Regions from separate parts of the Homo sapiens genome. Here region 1 is linked to region 2. Evidence: chromatin loops called from intact Hi-C (ENCODE). Cell type or tissue: endothelial cell of umbilical vein. All regions are shown on one strand. Links, peaks and the distances in the headings refer to the core of each region. The heading gives the core; the rest is flanking DNA.

The links. Hi-C counts contacts between places; a loop is a spot of excess contacts. Peaks named below come from ENCODE experiments on the same cell type or tissue, not always from the same donor. Only the 100,000 strongest peaks of a DNase experiment are listed, where the experiment ranks them.
Region 1: it touches region 2 in a loop (8-fold over the local background); 1 of 110 quality-filtered maps calls a loop at or near these places.

The regions. Positions count from the first base shown.
Region 1 is chr3:58,383,810-58,391,416 of GRCh38, forward strand. It overlaps PXK (PX domain containing serine/threonine kinase like), which reads left to right. Exons shown (of 18, transcript NM_017771.5): 5 at 6,773-6,850; 6 at 7,338-7,411. Among named protein-coding and RNA genes, the nearest start is that of PDHB, 46 kb to the right of the region's middle. In endothelial cell of umbilical vein, for the core only: no CTCF peak of the experiment used is centred there; DNase peaks (open chromatin) are centred at 3,392 and 5,052; H3K27ac peaks cover 2,084 bases.
Region 2 is chr3:58,529,034-58,536,640 of GRCh38, forward strand. It overlaps ACOX2 (acyl-CoA oxidase 2), which reads right to left. Exons shown (of 15, transcript NM_003500.4): 2 at 5,914-6,164; 3 at 5,327-5,489; 4 at 4,961-5,112; 5 at 4,412-4,519; 6 at 2,660-2,779; 7 at 2,218-2,333; 8 at 1,433-1,605. The coding sequence starts at 6,073. LOC107984079 (a long non-coding RNA gene) reads left to right here and starts at 6,339. Exons shown (of 3, transcript XR_001740724.2): 1 at 6,339-7,281. RefSeq lists enhancers at 1,381-1,881, 2,249-2,750. In endothelial cell of umbilical vein, for the core only: a CTCF peak has its summit at 3,903 (motif pointing left); a DNase peak (open chromatin) is centred at 3,908.

The DNA.
Region 1 (7,607 bases), core at 1,208-5,207, 150 kb before region 2:
CTTGCTAAGAGAATACACCATATCAGATAATTGAGTCCTTAAAACATTGCTTTTGAAGTAATTAGAGAGAGGCATTTTTATTCCTATTTTATTCCTTTTATTTATTTATTCATACCCATTCATTCACCAAAATATTCCTATTTCAGAGAGGGGAAACAGATGTCTACTTGGCAGGCACCAAGTTTTTCTCCACAGTAGAATCACCTGGGGAGCGTTAGAAAAATTTCTCATGCCCAGGCTGCGTGCATGCTGATTAAATCGGAGTCTTGTGGTTGGAGCTTGTAGTCTGTAAAGCTTCCCAAGTGATTCCAATATGGAGCCAAGTTTGAAAACCACAGCCCTTGAGGCTGGTGACTCACAGTGTGGTTCTCTGACCAGCAGCATTGGCATCACTGGGAGCTTGTTGAAGGTGCAGAATTCAGTCCTCATCCCAGACTTCCTGAATCAGGATCTGATTTTAACAAGGTCCCCAGGTGATTTGCACGCACATTAAAGCGTGAGAAGCCTCACGCTAGGATGTACCTGCCATTTCCTAACCGAAGTGCTCTACAGGGCTAAGGAAAATGCCTTTCTAGAGTGTAACCAAGAGAAGGAAAGTTTATTTCAAACTCACACTTACTGTAAGTTACCAAATGGAGCAGTGAGTTGTTACAAGGATTCCATTCCTGCCTTCACTTGTTTTTTTTGTTCACGGAAGAGAAAAGATAGCACAGATAGGACTGGGGCTCTAGGGACAGCTTGAATTCTGTCAAAGTAGCATCTTTTGTGGCTTTCATTTCTCAGTGTTTCACCTTGATTGTTCCCAAAATTGTCAGACAGCAGGCCATCTGGACTGACTTGTCAAATCAGCCCTAACCCAGGCCCACTCAGTGGTTTATCTCCCTCATTCCCTGCGAGTGCTTGCTAATGTTCTCCTGAGGGCAAGCATCAAGGTGTAGTGCACGTGTAATGATGCCATTTATTCAACAAATGTGATGTGTGCTGGGTGTTGGGATGCAGGCACAAATAAATGTGTTCCTTGCTCTCAGGGAGCTGGTACCAGAAGTACATTGAGTCCCATGGGGTCAGAGCTAAAAGGGATCTTAGAGCAGATGTATCATGTCTAACCCTCTCTTTTCATGAATGAGTTCACCTAAGGCCCCCAGAGAGGGAGGGCCCTAGCCAGGATTGCACATTTGTGTGACTTTAGTCTGGTCTGAGTGTTTAAGTTAAAATGCTTTGTAACTCCTAGAAGGTTGTCTATTCTGACAGTTGTTGGTTCTCTGCTTTTTTCTGTACCTGCCCCACATGCTGTTGTTGTCTTTGATCTCTACTCCCCCTCCCCACCCCCAGGCCTCCAGCATGGTAGAGAGTCAGGAGTCCAAAGCAGATGTGGGCAGGGGTATAAAAAGACCACCAGAAACTCCTGCCGGAACCTGTGCTGGCTGCTATTCAGAGGGCACAATCCCGGAATTAAACAATAGGTGATGGATGCTGTTTTCAGAGAGATGTTGATTTATTTCACCCTTTGAATGAAATTTCGGAGTTTGTCTAGCCTCAAGGCTGACATACCAGCCACCTCAGGAAAAGGAAGCATAGGCTGCCACCTCCATGCCAGCTTGACAGGACCATTCCTGAGATTCACAGCATGGCCCACGGAACATACCCTGCACGCCTCTCACCTTGTGGCACTTCTCTAAGCAGGGCCGCTTTCCCTGTTTGTTTTTTGAGCAAGGGTCTCACTCTGTTGCCCAGGCTGGAGCGCAGTGGCACTATCCCAGCTCTGTGCAGCCGTGACCTTCTGGGTTCAAGTGATCCTTGCGCTCCAGCCTCCTGAGTAGCTGGGATTACAAGTGCACACCACCATGCCCAGCTAATTTTTTCATTGTTTGTAGAGAGGGGGTTTCACTATGTTGACTAGGCTGGTCTCAAACTCTTGAGCTCAAATGATCTGCCCACCTCAGCCTCCCAAAGTGCTGGGATTACAGGCATGAGCCACTGTGCCTGGCCCACTTTTCCCTTTTAATGTGGATAATGTCTCCACCTCTTCTCATTTTCCACATGGTCTGCAGTCACCACCCAGCTTCATTTCAGCAGGATTTGAGTTCTGTGTTCAAGTGGTGGCCAGAATCAGCAGAGCACTTTTCCTGGTCCTTGCTCTGATGGAGGGTGAGGGTGTCTTGTTGGAGGGGGACTGTGATGGCATTCTGCTCCCAGGGGATGGCTAACTGGGAGCTCTCAGGACATTGGCAGCTTCCTTCTCTCTTCCCTGGGTCCCCAGCCTGGGACTGCTGAGCCTTTCTTTCTTTTCCAGGTTTTCTCCAGAAGAGCCAATCCTCAGAAAGGAAATGTAGACCCTTGGTCTTCTGTGAGGGAGTTGTGAGGTGTTCATTTGAATTAGAAAGTCTAATTGAGGGCCAGCTGTTGTGCAGGGAAAACAGGTATCTCCTGGTCCTGAGAAGTTTGTGTTGAGAATCTATCTCACACATATATCCCCCTTACTTTTTTTTTTTTTTTTTTTTTTTGAGACAGAATCTCACTCTGTTGGCCAGGCTGGAGTGCTGTAGCGTGGTCTTGGCTCACTGCAACCTCAGCCCCCCAGTTCAAGTGATTCTCCTGCCTCAGCCTCCCGAGTAGCTGGGATTACAAGCACCTGCCACCATGCCAAGCTAATTTTTTTGTATTTTTAGTAGAGATGGGGTTTCACGATGTTGGCCAGGCTGGTCTTGAACTCCTGACCTTGTGATACGCCCACCTCGGCCTCCCAAAGCGCTGGGATTACAGGCATGAGCCACTGCACCTGGCCTACAATATTCATCTTTTTAACAAGGTACTTCTATCATTTAAAAGCCTCACTGCACTGTAGCCATCTTCCTGCCTCAGTCCTTATACCCTCTTGGAGTAAGGGGGTTTTAATGTCCATGCAAAAGTCATTTGAACCAGAAATCAAGAGGCCTGTATCATGGTCCCAGCTTTGTCATTAGCAGCATTTCCTCTCAGTGGGCCCACATCCTGACCTATAAAACAAGAGGCTGGGGAGGGGGAATAGAGCAGGGAGTGCTGAAGTTCCCCTTTTAGGCCTAAAGCCCCAGGAATCCCTTGAAAAGGTAGGAAAGTAGTGGACTCTGGGATATAAAAAGGGAGAGAGTGGGGAAAGAGGACTATATTTAGAACAACAGCAGGGTATTTGGTGAGGTTGCAGGCCTTTCTGCAGTGCAATCTGCTGTGGTGGACTAGGAGTCTGGACCCTAGCTCCAGTCCTAGAGGAGTCAGTGTTTGTTCCCTGCAGTCATTCCATGGGGCTGCGATCCAGGAATTCAATGACTGCTCGCACTGGGGGCGCCTGGTACAACTGAGCTCTGTGGGAAGTACAGGATGGACTTGAAGGCTGTGCTCTCCATTTCCTGTCTCCAGCTTGTTTATCAGCACTTTCTGAGCATGCAGTTTTTCCACATGTGTCAGTCAGTTCCTGTGTCAGAACTAGAGGGCAGATGCCTTCCTTCTCATGGATTTCATGTTCTAATGGGAGAGAGTTTCCACATCTGCTGAACACAATTGAACCCTTGGTTCCTGCTTCATCAGATATTTATTGAGCATCTACTGTGTGCCATGTGCTATGTATGCAGCCAGGAGGAAAGAATAATTTCCCCAGTTCCTACTCCATGACAGTTACACAGGGAGATTGACAGGTGATGGCTGTGGCAGAGTAAATGTTAGGGAGCACCTTGGGGAAGGAGGCGGGGGCATGGATGATCCACACCTAAAGTTGAAGGAAGGCTTCCCAGAAGAGTTCATTCCTACACGGAGATCTGAGGGGTGAGTAGAAGGTAGCCAGGCCGAGAGGCAGTGGCCAGTGCTCTGGGCAGAGCAGCTTGAGAAGATATATCCTGGCTTTACCCTTCCAGCCAGAGCATACAGTCTAGGTGGAAGAGAGTAGCCCTAATAGAGGACATTCACAGGTAATCGCATAAGAGAGGGACACACAGAGCACTGGGAGTGTACAGAGGAGAGAAAGAAGGAGAGAGGGAGAGAGTCCTGGCTAATGGAGCAGAACATCTGGGCTGAGTCTGGGCCAGATGGAAAATGCTGAGGGAGTGGGGGCAGGCCAGTCTTTAGGGGCCATGGTAGGCAAATCTCAGAGTGCAGAGAGACCCCACACACTGTGGGAGATAAAGCCAGAAAGGTAGGTTAAAGCCAGAGGTTGGTTGAACACTCGGTTTATGTTTGGTCTTGATTTGGGCAAGGAAGTGGGGAACCAGTAAAGGCTTCTAAGCAAAGGAGTAGATGTTTAGGACTGAAATGTGTTGCCCGAGTCTGGGGAAGGAGGGGGTTATTATTTGGCACATGATAGTCATGCAGTTTATTTGACAGTAAATCACAGTTCAGTGGGAAGAAATTATCCTTTCTCCAATTCCCTGACCCTAAGTGAAAAAAGCTATTTCACAGTCCTCAGTTTATCAGTGAGAAATCCAGTATGTTCCATCTGTTCACAGCTATTTCCCCTGTTCCTAAAACAATGTATGGCACATAGTAGCATACAGTAGATATTGCTGAATAATGATTTTGTAGGGAATTCCGTGTCACTGTCGGTCTTTTAGAATGACATTGTACACATTAGAGAATTATTTTTCATGCTCCTTCTCAAAGTTGATATGAATGATTTTCACTTAATTTCCTTTTAAGTTTCTTTATGTTCGAGTTACTTTGGAAATACTAAAAACACTTTATATTAACATGAATTATAGAAGAAGTACAAAGTTCCCAGTGTTGATAATGAAAGTCTGTGTGTTTCTGCTGCACCCAGATCTTCCAGATGGTTTGTCACACTCTGGGGTAGTTAGAACAAATGTGAATGGAGCCAGTTTTGTATTTGGTCATCACATATCACATCACATGTTTTCTTCTGAGTAGATGCCAATGACACTTTACATATTGAGTCAGTAAACAAATAGCTAGTAAATTGTTTTCTTCCCTGATCTCTTAACTCAAAATGTACTATAAAATATATCCAAATGATATTGTTTGCCAAGCTCTTGACATGTGAATTCTAAACAAGGTCATTTTGACATATGGAGAGCATTTCTACTGAATCCCTCATGCCTCACCAGTCTGCTTGGAATGTAATTAATGCTAGGCAGAACTGAAATTCCACAGTGCATTTGGAGGATTGCTGTTTGCTTTCAGGGATCTGGAATGGCTTCATTTACTCACTGCAATGAGGGGAAATGGCAAATTACAGATGTTGCTTTTTACAGGAAATGTAAAAGCACAGCTATTTTCATAATTTCTTAATGCAAAGAACTTTAAAGAACTTCCTTTCTCATTGTCTTCTTAAAAGGGGGAAACATTTTCATGATAAATGAACAGAAAAAGAGGATGGATTTTTTTTTCCCAGTAAACAGGCACTCGGAGACTTTCCACAATAGAACCATGTTGTTGCTGTACACTGGCTTTTATTTCTAGTATATATTTAAGGCTAATCACTTTTTTGTTGATGAAAGCTATAATTCCAGATGGGATAAATAGTACTTGGAGCAACATTAAATACTGTTTCCAGCTGACTTTAGAACATGTTTTGAGTTTTGGGCTTGGGTTGTGGTCTGGTGCATATATTGAATTCTTGGCTTAGACCAGCTAGATTACATATTTTAGATTTTCCAGTTTTGAAAAATATACATTTTCACATTATTAATAATTTTTAAAATAAACTTTACATTTTAGAATAATTTTAGATTTACATAGAATTGCAGTGGGCTGCGTGCAGTGGTTCGTGGTTGTATTCCCAGCACTTTGGGAGGTCGAGATGGGCGGATCTCTTGAGCCAAGAGTTTGAGACCAGCCTGGGTGGAGATGGCAAATACCTTGTCACTAAAAAAAACAAAAACAAACAAAAAAAAAAACCACACGCACCAGAAATTAGCCAGGCGTCGGGCAGGTGCAGTGGCTCATGCCTGTAGTCTCAGCACTTTGGGAGGCCGAGGTGGGCGGATCACCTGAGGTCAGGAGCTCGAGACCAGCCTGAACAACATGGAGAAACCCCGTTTCTACTAAAAATACAAAATTAGCTGGGCATGGTGGCGCATGCCTGTAATCCTAACTACTCAGGAGGCTGAGGCAGGAGAATTGCTTGAACCCAGGAGGTGGAGGTTGCGGTGAGCCGAGATCGCACCATTGCACTCCAACCTGGGTAACAAGAGTGAAACTCCGTCTCAAAAAAAAAAAAAAAAAAAAAAAAACAATTTAGCCAGGCGTGATGGCCCATGCTTGTAGTCCCAGCTATTCGGGAGGCTGAGGTGGGAGGATCACTTGAGCCCAGGAGGTTGAGTTTGCAGTGAGCCATGATTGTGCCACTGAGTTCCAGCCTGGGCAACAGAGTGAGACCCTATCTCAAAAAACAAAAAACAAAACTAAACAAAAGAAGTTGCAATGATAGTACAGAAAATTGCCATATACTTCTCACCCAGTTTCTCCTAATGTTAATATTTTATATAACCATGGCACATTTATCAAAACTAGAAGTGAATATTAGTAATGTTACTATTAACTATGGGCTTTATTCAGATTTTACCAGTTTTTCTGCTAGTGTACTTTTTCTATTCCAGGGTCCAATCTAAAATCCCACATTGCATTTAGTTTGTGTGTATTTTCTTTCTTTATTATTATTTTTTTTTTGGTAATTAAGTTTTTTAAAAAGGTCATAGACTATAGGGATTTCATTTACAAGAATAATATCTTCAGCATATGGCCCTTTCCTGATATGTCTGACTAATGGGTTTCTAAAATGTCTTTGCAGAGATTGCCTTGCAACAGGTTTCCATGTTCTTCCGATCAGAACCAAAGTGGGAGGTGGTGGAACCTTTGAAAGACATAGGTGAGACATTGGCACGCTCATTCTGTTAAAAAGACAGATCACAGAACTGGATCCTTAGTCATGCTTTCTGATACGTATCCCAGGAACATGCTTAAATGCAGGTGACTTCTTTTTCTTTTTGCATATCAACTGCTTGAGGATACAGCTGGTAACTTTTAATACTTAATGAACCTTGGTTAAAGCCCCATCAAAGCATTTGGATGGTAATAACTTTCAGAAACACCATTCCTTCTTCATCTATCTTTTTCACTACATCTAAACTGAAGTGCTACTTTCCTGCCTTTTCCGTGAATAATTTCTTCATTTACTGTTTCTTTTTAAGTATAGCCTTTACTATGCCAACGTTATCAAATGGTTCTTTTACTTGTGCCTATGTAGCTGCGAATAATATTGCCAAACTTAATTTTTCTTGATTACCTAGTCAGTGAAACATATCAGTTGTTGCAAAAATTGTGCAGCTCTAAGCACATTTTTGCTTTTATGGCAGGTTGGAGAATAAGGAAGAAATATTTCTTGATGAAGATTAAAAATCAGCCAAAGGAACGGCTAGTGTTAAGCTGGGTAAGCTAGCTTTTTGCTTTGGTCTCCTTCAGTGACTTTAGATGGGTTAATGAAAGCAGATTTGACAAGAGAATTACAAAATTGTACTGTGCTCTTAAGTGATGATGTAAAGGCTTCCTTGGTCCATGTCAAAGAAAAGTCATTTTGAGTCATTTTCCTGTGTATTTGGTTATATAAATGCAATTATATTTGGTCA
Region 2 (7,607 bases), core at 1,943-5,942:
CTTAAAAACAGACAGTTCCTTAGAACTCATTGCAAAACTTGAACTGACATGAGGCCATTGATAATCCTTTAAAAATCCCATCTAACATGAACATCCACACATTTCACTGCAGGAATACTGACACATTTGTTGGTGGGTACTGCCCCTTGTTAAGGGAGGCTTATAGAATTCCAGCATATACACAGTATTATCCTAAAACCTGAAAAGTTCTGAGACTCCAACACGTCTGGTCCCAAGATTTCAGGTGAAGAGTTGTGGCCCTGCACCTGTGATGATTTGAACCTGTGACCTTCCACTGCCCGTGTGCACTTGCCGCGCGCTGAGGAATATGTCAAGCCTAAACAATAACTCTTAGGATGTAAACTCAGGTCTGATGGAACCCCAAGGAAGGGACTGTGTCTGCCTTATCCGCTGCTATGTCCTCAGTGCCCAAGGCTATGTCCGGCATTTAGGAGCTCGCAGTAACTGGATTGAAAGAGGATGTGATTACAAGAAGCCTCCTCTACAGACAGCAGCTGCTTACCTGGCGCATCTTTCTTATAACCACCCTGGGGACACTTCTGCAGCCCAGATAAATGGGCCTCGGGCAGGACAGCAGCAGAAGCCCCTTCTTCCCAGTGGCCCTGTCCTCCAGAGAACTCTTGCAGCCCAGATTCTGAAGCCCAGGCCAGGCGAGGGCGCTGTGAGCTTGCCAGAGGAAAGGACCCTGGGCTGAGGACTTAATGTGCCTTACTGCATTTCACCCTCCACACCACACTGAAAGGCCACTTCTGCCACACCCATTTTGTAGCTGAGGAAGCTGAGGGATGAAGTGAAATGGCCGAGCTGAGTGTTCACAGAGGGTTCAGGCAGCCCTTGCTATTCTGTGCTGTGGGGTGGAGGGAGTGGTAGCAACACAACCAATTACAACAAAAGGGATCCAGACTAGACATACCAGTGGGATGCTGACAGCACAGCTGGACAGAACGAGCTCAGCCACACACAGTCGATATGATATTGGATTTTGCTAGGCTCGGCCTGACAGAATCAACTCAGCCAGCCATAGTCTGATGCAGCTGGCAACTGGCTGACCCAGACCCGTCCAACCCGTCACAGCCGCACAGAACACGGCTGGACTCGGACAGACACAGAGTCAGACAGACCTGGTGCTACAGGGCCAAAGACACTATCACATAGAGCCCGATGGGGGCCAGGCACTGAGGATGCAGGTTAGGCCGGCTGGTCAGCCCTGTTAGAGGCAGCCAGAGAGACTCCTCTGACATGCCCAGATGGGGCCAGGCTGGGTAGATTTTGTGTTTGTGTGTGTGTATGTGGTGGGGGGCATTGCCTGCTCCCAGCACTCTGGCTCTGGCAGAAGGGTGGTGTCAGGGGGAGGCACTGTGGGACCAAGAGGCAGCATATCTGCGGTAGTCAGTCACTGGGCACCCCTTGCCTGGGCCGGAGCCGGGATTGGCGGCGGATGACCGAGTAGCGCATGGCGATGACACAGGCCTTCTGCAGTATAGGGAGGATCTCCCCTGACAGCAGCTCCACCCGCACCACCACCATGGGAAGGTAGTTGCTCTGTGCTGTACCGAGTTTGACGTAGGTGCCATCTGGCAAGACCTGTGTGGAACAAGGACGGGCACAAGTTCTGGGCCAAGGCTTCCCAGGATGCCCTCGCTTCTCCAGAGCTGTGGGGCTCCACACATGGAGGGCACCTCGCCCCTCAACCGGCGCATCTGGAGTTGGAGTGTTAAAATACCAGGCCATTTCCCCAAGTGCCCTGCTTCACAGTGCCTCTCCTGGGACACCCCGGACCTCCCCACGACCCATAACTAAAGGGGTGATGCCTGGCAGAATTGGGACCTTCAGAACTCCTGCTGGCATTCTGGCTGGTATCTGTTGGGCGATTGGCTGTGTCAGGCCTCACTGTGGGTAAATATTATGCAGGTCACCTCAGCCCTATCCTCTCCTGGGGCTGCCACCCCACCCCACGATTGCTCTGTCAGCCTATGTGACGAGCATTTCTGCATGAGAGGTCTGAGGCTCTGTGCCCAAGATCATACTGCTCCTAAGCAGGGGTTTCACCCCAATCTGTGGGATATCAGAGCCTCTCTTGGGGGAGGAGGTTATGTGGCCCAAACTAAGCTCTATGGAGGACCCAGGCCCAGCCTGCACAAAGCGCAGGTCCCCTCTCCAGGAAGTACAAGTCCCCGGCCTCCCCAGATCTGTAACCTGTGCAAAGCGACTCAGCATGTTCTCCCTGGGGACCCGCACATGGTTCAGCTGCAGGAAGCCATTGTCTGTTTGATCAAAGTCCATCTTGGGTCCGATGTCCCCAATGATGATTCCTTGAAGGAGATGGAGATGAGGACACCTATCAGTTGAGAGAGTGCTTGCTATGTGGCAGGTATCATACACACATTCCAGGTCACAGCAGCCTGTGACACTGGGATTATTGTACCTATTTTGCAGGTGAACAAGCTGAGGTCAGAAAGATGCTAAATCTTGCTCAAGTTCACCTAGCCAGTTAGCACCAAGTCTGTCCAACTGGACCGCTCCCTGCCCAAGGGAGACATGTCTTAGCTACTCCTGTGGCCCTCTGGGGCCCCAGGTCAGGGAGGCCACCTGGGCTCTCCTCCTGGCAGGGTTCCTTGAGGGAGCATTATGGGCTTACCTGGCAGTGGGGTGTGGTCCTGAAGACTCCGGATTGGCACAATAAAAGCGTGCATGCCCCGCCTGGCTCCTGAGCAGATCAGCTGGGCCTGGACCAGGGCATGGGTGGCTGACCGTCCCACTGAGGGCAGAGAGAGTAGCGGCCCGTCACAGGAAGACCTGTGCATTGCTTTTCCCAACCAACCCAGCCTCCTGGGGCTGGGGTTTTGGATGGGTACCTCTGGGGCCCTGAAAAGTCACTGATCAAAGAGAGAGGGGATTGCCCCCAAAGAACCAAGCAAACCTAGCAGCGTTGGCAAAGGCACTGTGAAATGATCCAGCTTTTTTTTTGCCCCCCCCAACTATTAATGAATTACTCTGTCATCAACCTTATAATAATGAATACAGATAATTATCATTTATCAAAATCTAGGTGGCGCTAGACCCTGTGATAGATGCTTTCCAGTTCTTGCAGGGGAGAGAGGATGATGAGTCCCATTTTCCAGTTAAGGAAACAGGCTCAGAGAGTAGAGTGACACACTGAAGGTCATTGGCCTGGAGGGGCAGAGCTAGGATTCATCTGTACCCTGGTCTGTCTGATCTAAAAGGCTGGTTTCTTTTGTCTTCATTTTTGACAGTGGTCATTTATTTTCTCTCTCTCTTTCTGTCATCACTCTCTCATCTCTCTCTCTCTTTTTTTTTCTTTTTCTTCTTTCTTTCTTTCTTTTGTTTTTGAGACAGAGTCTCACTCTTTCGCCAGGCTGGAGTGCAATGGCCTGAGCTCGGCTCATTGCAGCCTCTGCCTCCCAGGTTCAAGCAATTCTCCTGTCTCAGCCTCCCGAGTAGGTGGGACTACAGATGCCCGCCACCACACACGACTAATTTTTGTATTTTTAGTAGAGATGAGGTTTAATGATATTGGTCAGGCTGGTTCAAACTCCTGACCTCAGGTGATCCACTCACCTCGGCATCCCAAAGTGCTGGGATTATAGGCATGAGCCACCGCACCCGGCTCATGTCTCTCTCTTATGTCTCTGGTCTCTGCCTGTGTCTCCCTCTCTCTATGTGTCTCTCATCTCTGTCACTCTCCTGCTTTAGTTGGGCTCAGCATATTTGTTTTAATTTTTTCCACACAAGGTGTGGGTCCCCAAGTGCCACAGATGTGTCCTTGGAGGTGAAATTCTCAAGTTTGAGGAAGGGGAAATCCCTCGTTGGGGCTTGGTAAATCACCAAGCCTCAGGGACGCTTGATGTGGCCGCCACCTGGTGGCCACAGCAGGAGGTACGGCGTTGGTGGCCTGATGGGGGCTGGTGATGGGCGTGAGCCTTCCTGGGTGTCTGCAGCAGGGGCAGGCAGGCGTATTCTTTCCACTGTGTCATCACAGGGCCTGTGCTCTGGCTGGTGGCAAGCTCTGCCACTAACTCGGGAGATGAGAGGAACCGGGGTTGTGAGGAGTGCCTAGGACTAGACCAAGTGTGTGTGTTTGTGCGTGTGTGTGTGAGTGAGGCCTTGTCTCTCATGGATCGATTGTCTCCTCTACTTCAAAGTTCCTTTGGGGACTTTCCAGCCACTCACTAATGAAATGTTTAATATCCCACCTATTTTACAGAGTAAGAACCTGAGGCTCAGGTTGGTGAACTGACTTGCCCAAGGTCAGCAGCCTAGAACAGAAAATCAATCTGAGGTCTGTTGGACCTCAAAGCCAGTGCTACTCTGCCCTCCAACATTCTTCTACTTGGGGAGAGTTAAGGAAGGGGGGTGGATGTATACTCACAGTCTCCAGGCCACCATTTGGTGGCAGTCAGCGTGGGGCTGTGTATCACAAACTCCTGGGTGGCTGCGTCATAGGTGGCTTCAGTCTCCAGGCCCTGAAGATATGTCCCTTAGGATCAAGGAGAGGTGTTAGACATTGGCCTGAGGTGGGGTTCTTACCTGTGAAGCTGCTTCTAGGTGGGTCTGAACTCTTAGGCATCAGCGCAGTATGGAGTGGGGCCCAGCTCCCAGCTGTACTTGCAGGCAGTTCTCCCCTTTCATCTGTGGGCTGTGTGTGGGACACACAGTCCCCTATAGCCAGTCCATGAGAAGGGGTGGCTGCTGATGTTTCCAGAAGGAATGACTTGCCCCACTGGGAGCTCATACAATACGTGCAAATTAGAAGGTGGCACCCCTTCCTCAGGACCCTTGACTGCCAGCTGCTGGAATGTTTTCTTATTAAACATATGTCCCTCGGAGCATATGAACCTATGACTACCTAGATGTAAATGGGCCCTCTGGAGTTTTGCAGTGCACAACCTAAACACCACACGCAGCAGTCCTAGCTCACCATGTCCCAACTCTGTCTGTGCATACGTTGCGATGATCTGGATGTTTTTGCAGAGTGGGTCCCATTTGGCAATCTGCTCCTCTGAGCCCAGGCTCCTGAGGGCTCTCACGAAGACTCTGTGTATATTTAAGGCCACGTCTCCAGAAAGGGCTCTGTTGGGGAGAGATGCTGTAGTTGAGTAGCTTATTGGAGACAGGGGCCCAGGTACCCCCTGCCTGAGCAGAGTACAGGAGATAAAGGGCACCTAGCATCCTGGTTTCCCAACAAGTCTTCCCTTTGTTGGGGGAAATGGCTCATGGGGCTAGGGGGTTTCCAGGTGATCCCAGGTAGATCCCTCTCTAGTGGGGCTGCTCGAGGAGTGAGCACCTGTAAGCGTAGCCTAATTCACGACCATCTTCTAACCAACCCAGGCGCCGAGCTATCAACCGGATGTGGAATGCCCTCCGCATGGCAGCCTTATAACGCTCATTCTGGGTCATGAAATAATTGTCCTTACAGCTAAACTCCGGGTAACTGTGGATGATGCTCTCTGCAGAGGACAGAGAACAGAGGGCTTAGGGACCTGGGTGAGGTTTCTGGCACCTTGAAATCTTCTCACCCACTTGCTTCATGGATCTGGAAAGGAAGTCAGACATTATTGTTATTTTACAGATGACAAAACTGAGGACCAAGGTGGGAAAGTGAATTGCCCAAGGTTACAAAGCTATGCAGTGGCAGAATTTTAGGACCAGAATCCAGGTCTTCTGCTGCCTAGGACTCTTCTATCCCCTAGGTGGGCTCAGGCAATATTGACATGTGAAGATTGTCTTTACAGTTCGAAGGAATGAATCTCTAACAGTGGAATTTCAAGGGCAAAGTTTGTTATTTGGAAGCAGAACTGCTAATGAAGGACTCTTCTTACAAGAGAAGCATGGGGCATAAAACAGATGTCCCATTCCCCAGCTTCCCCTTACCAACTTTCCTGCGGAGTGCAGTGTTCTGGGCACCTCCATCAAGGATGTTGGTGAGCCGTTCCACGTCAAAGGACTGCATATACCTCTCGCTCTCTATGTCGGGGTGCATTTGCCTGCTCCAGGTATCCCCCAATGACACTCGGTGCACTGGGCTGCCCATCCTATCCTGGATCTGTCTGGTGACTATGGAGAGACACTTCCAACCCGGCTGCTCCGAGGGTCTGCTCTCAGCATTGGTCAGTGCAAAGAACCTGTGTGCAAGAGGAACTGCCTAGGGCTGGGTGTCAGCCAGGGCTGGTTGGTAGAAGAAAGACATCCCTAAGTACCTGAATGCCACTCCACCTCCCCACTCCCCCTGTGGACACTGGCTGTGGACCAGGCACTGTGTGCATGGTAGGCATGGTATGCAGCCATTGCTTGGTACATGTTTGTTCAATACTTGTTAGCCAAAATTGGACAGGGCCTGACCCCAAAGATTGGGCTCTATCCACTGCAGTTTGAGTTACATGAATTGCCTAGGGAAATCTTCACAAAAAAGTCAGTGAAGCTTACACCTGAAGAAAATAATCCTGGAGAGGTTGAGTGGCCCCTAGCCACACAGCTGGAGATGGCCAGGAGTTGGATGGGGTCTGACCACAAAGCACATGACTTGTCCATACTACAGCTCCACTGTGGAGGATTGCTGGGGGCACCTTGGTCTCATTAAACTGCTCATAAGTTCTAGGATCACTCAGCTCCATTTCTATGAGCCCTGCAGGTATATTGTGGAACTGAAGGGAGGAAGCCTTCTTCCTGCCTGTGAAGTGTTCCCCTGGAGCCCCTGAGTGTCTTTCATACCCAGGTTGGACCCTGTCTCCTTCATGGCAAGTGCTTGGCCTCTGAGAAGCCCCTATTCCTCCACAGTGAGGCAACCATGAGGTGCAGTCCATCCTATTTCACAAGTCTCTTGAGTCCATCTGCTCCTTGCTATCTCTTTGGCTAGCATCCAGGCCACTGTTATCTCTTACTTGGCCTCAGTGTTCCTCTTATTTGTTCTCCCAGCTGCCAGGTGAACTCTTGAACTGCAAATCACATTGTTTTCCTCTCCTGCTTGGAATCTGCTCCTTGGGGCCCACTGTTTGTGGAATGGAGTCCTTGCTGTGTCTACCCAACCCTACTCCACTCACCTCTCTCCTATGTCAACTTACTGCCCTCATCCCTGGCCTCCACTCATTCTCTTCCTACCCTTTGCCCCTGCTGTTCTCTCTGAACAAAGTTCAGCTCCCTCGTTCCCTGGGTGCTCTAGGGTTAGGGACAAGTTCTTATTTGCTTACATGTTCCTCCCACAAGGCCTGGGAGGCCAGCTCTGCATTTCCTAGCTTGCAGCAGGTATGTTGTAAATCTCTCCGGCAGGCTGCCATGCTTTTGATCCCCTTCCTTCCTGACCTCAACCTGACAGATGCACTGCTGTTATTACCATTTTATGGAGAGGATGTGGGCCTTGGAAAGGGAGGAGACTTTATAAGGGTCATGCAACCACATGTAGCAAATGATTCATATGAGGCTTTCAAACCAATACCCCCAGCAGGGCTGTGGGGGTGCTGGCAAGGGGCCCCATCCTCTGCCCCCCGGAGTCCTGCAAGTGCCCCTAGTGCGGCTCCTCTCGTCCTGCCTTACCTCTTTTCCTTGCTCTGCTGCCACTGCCTCCTTGCTGT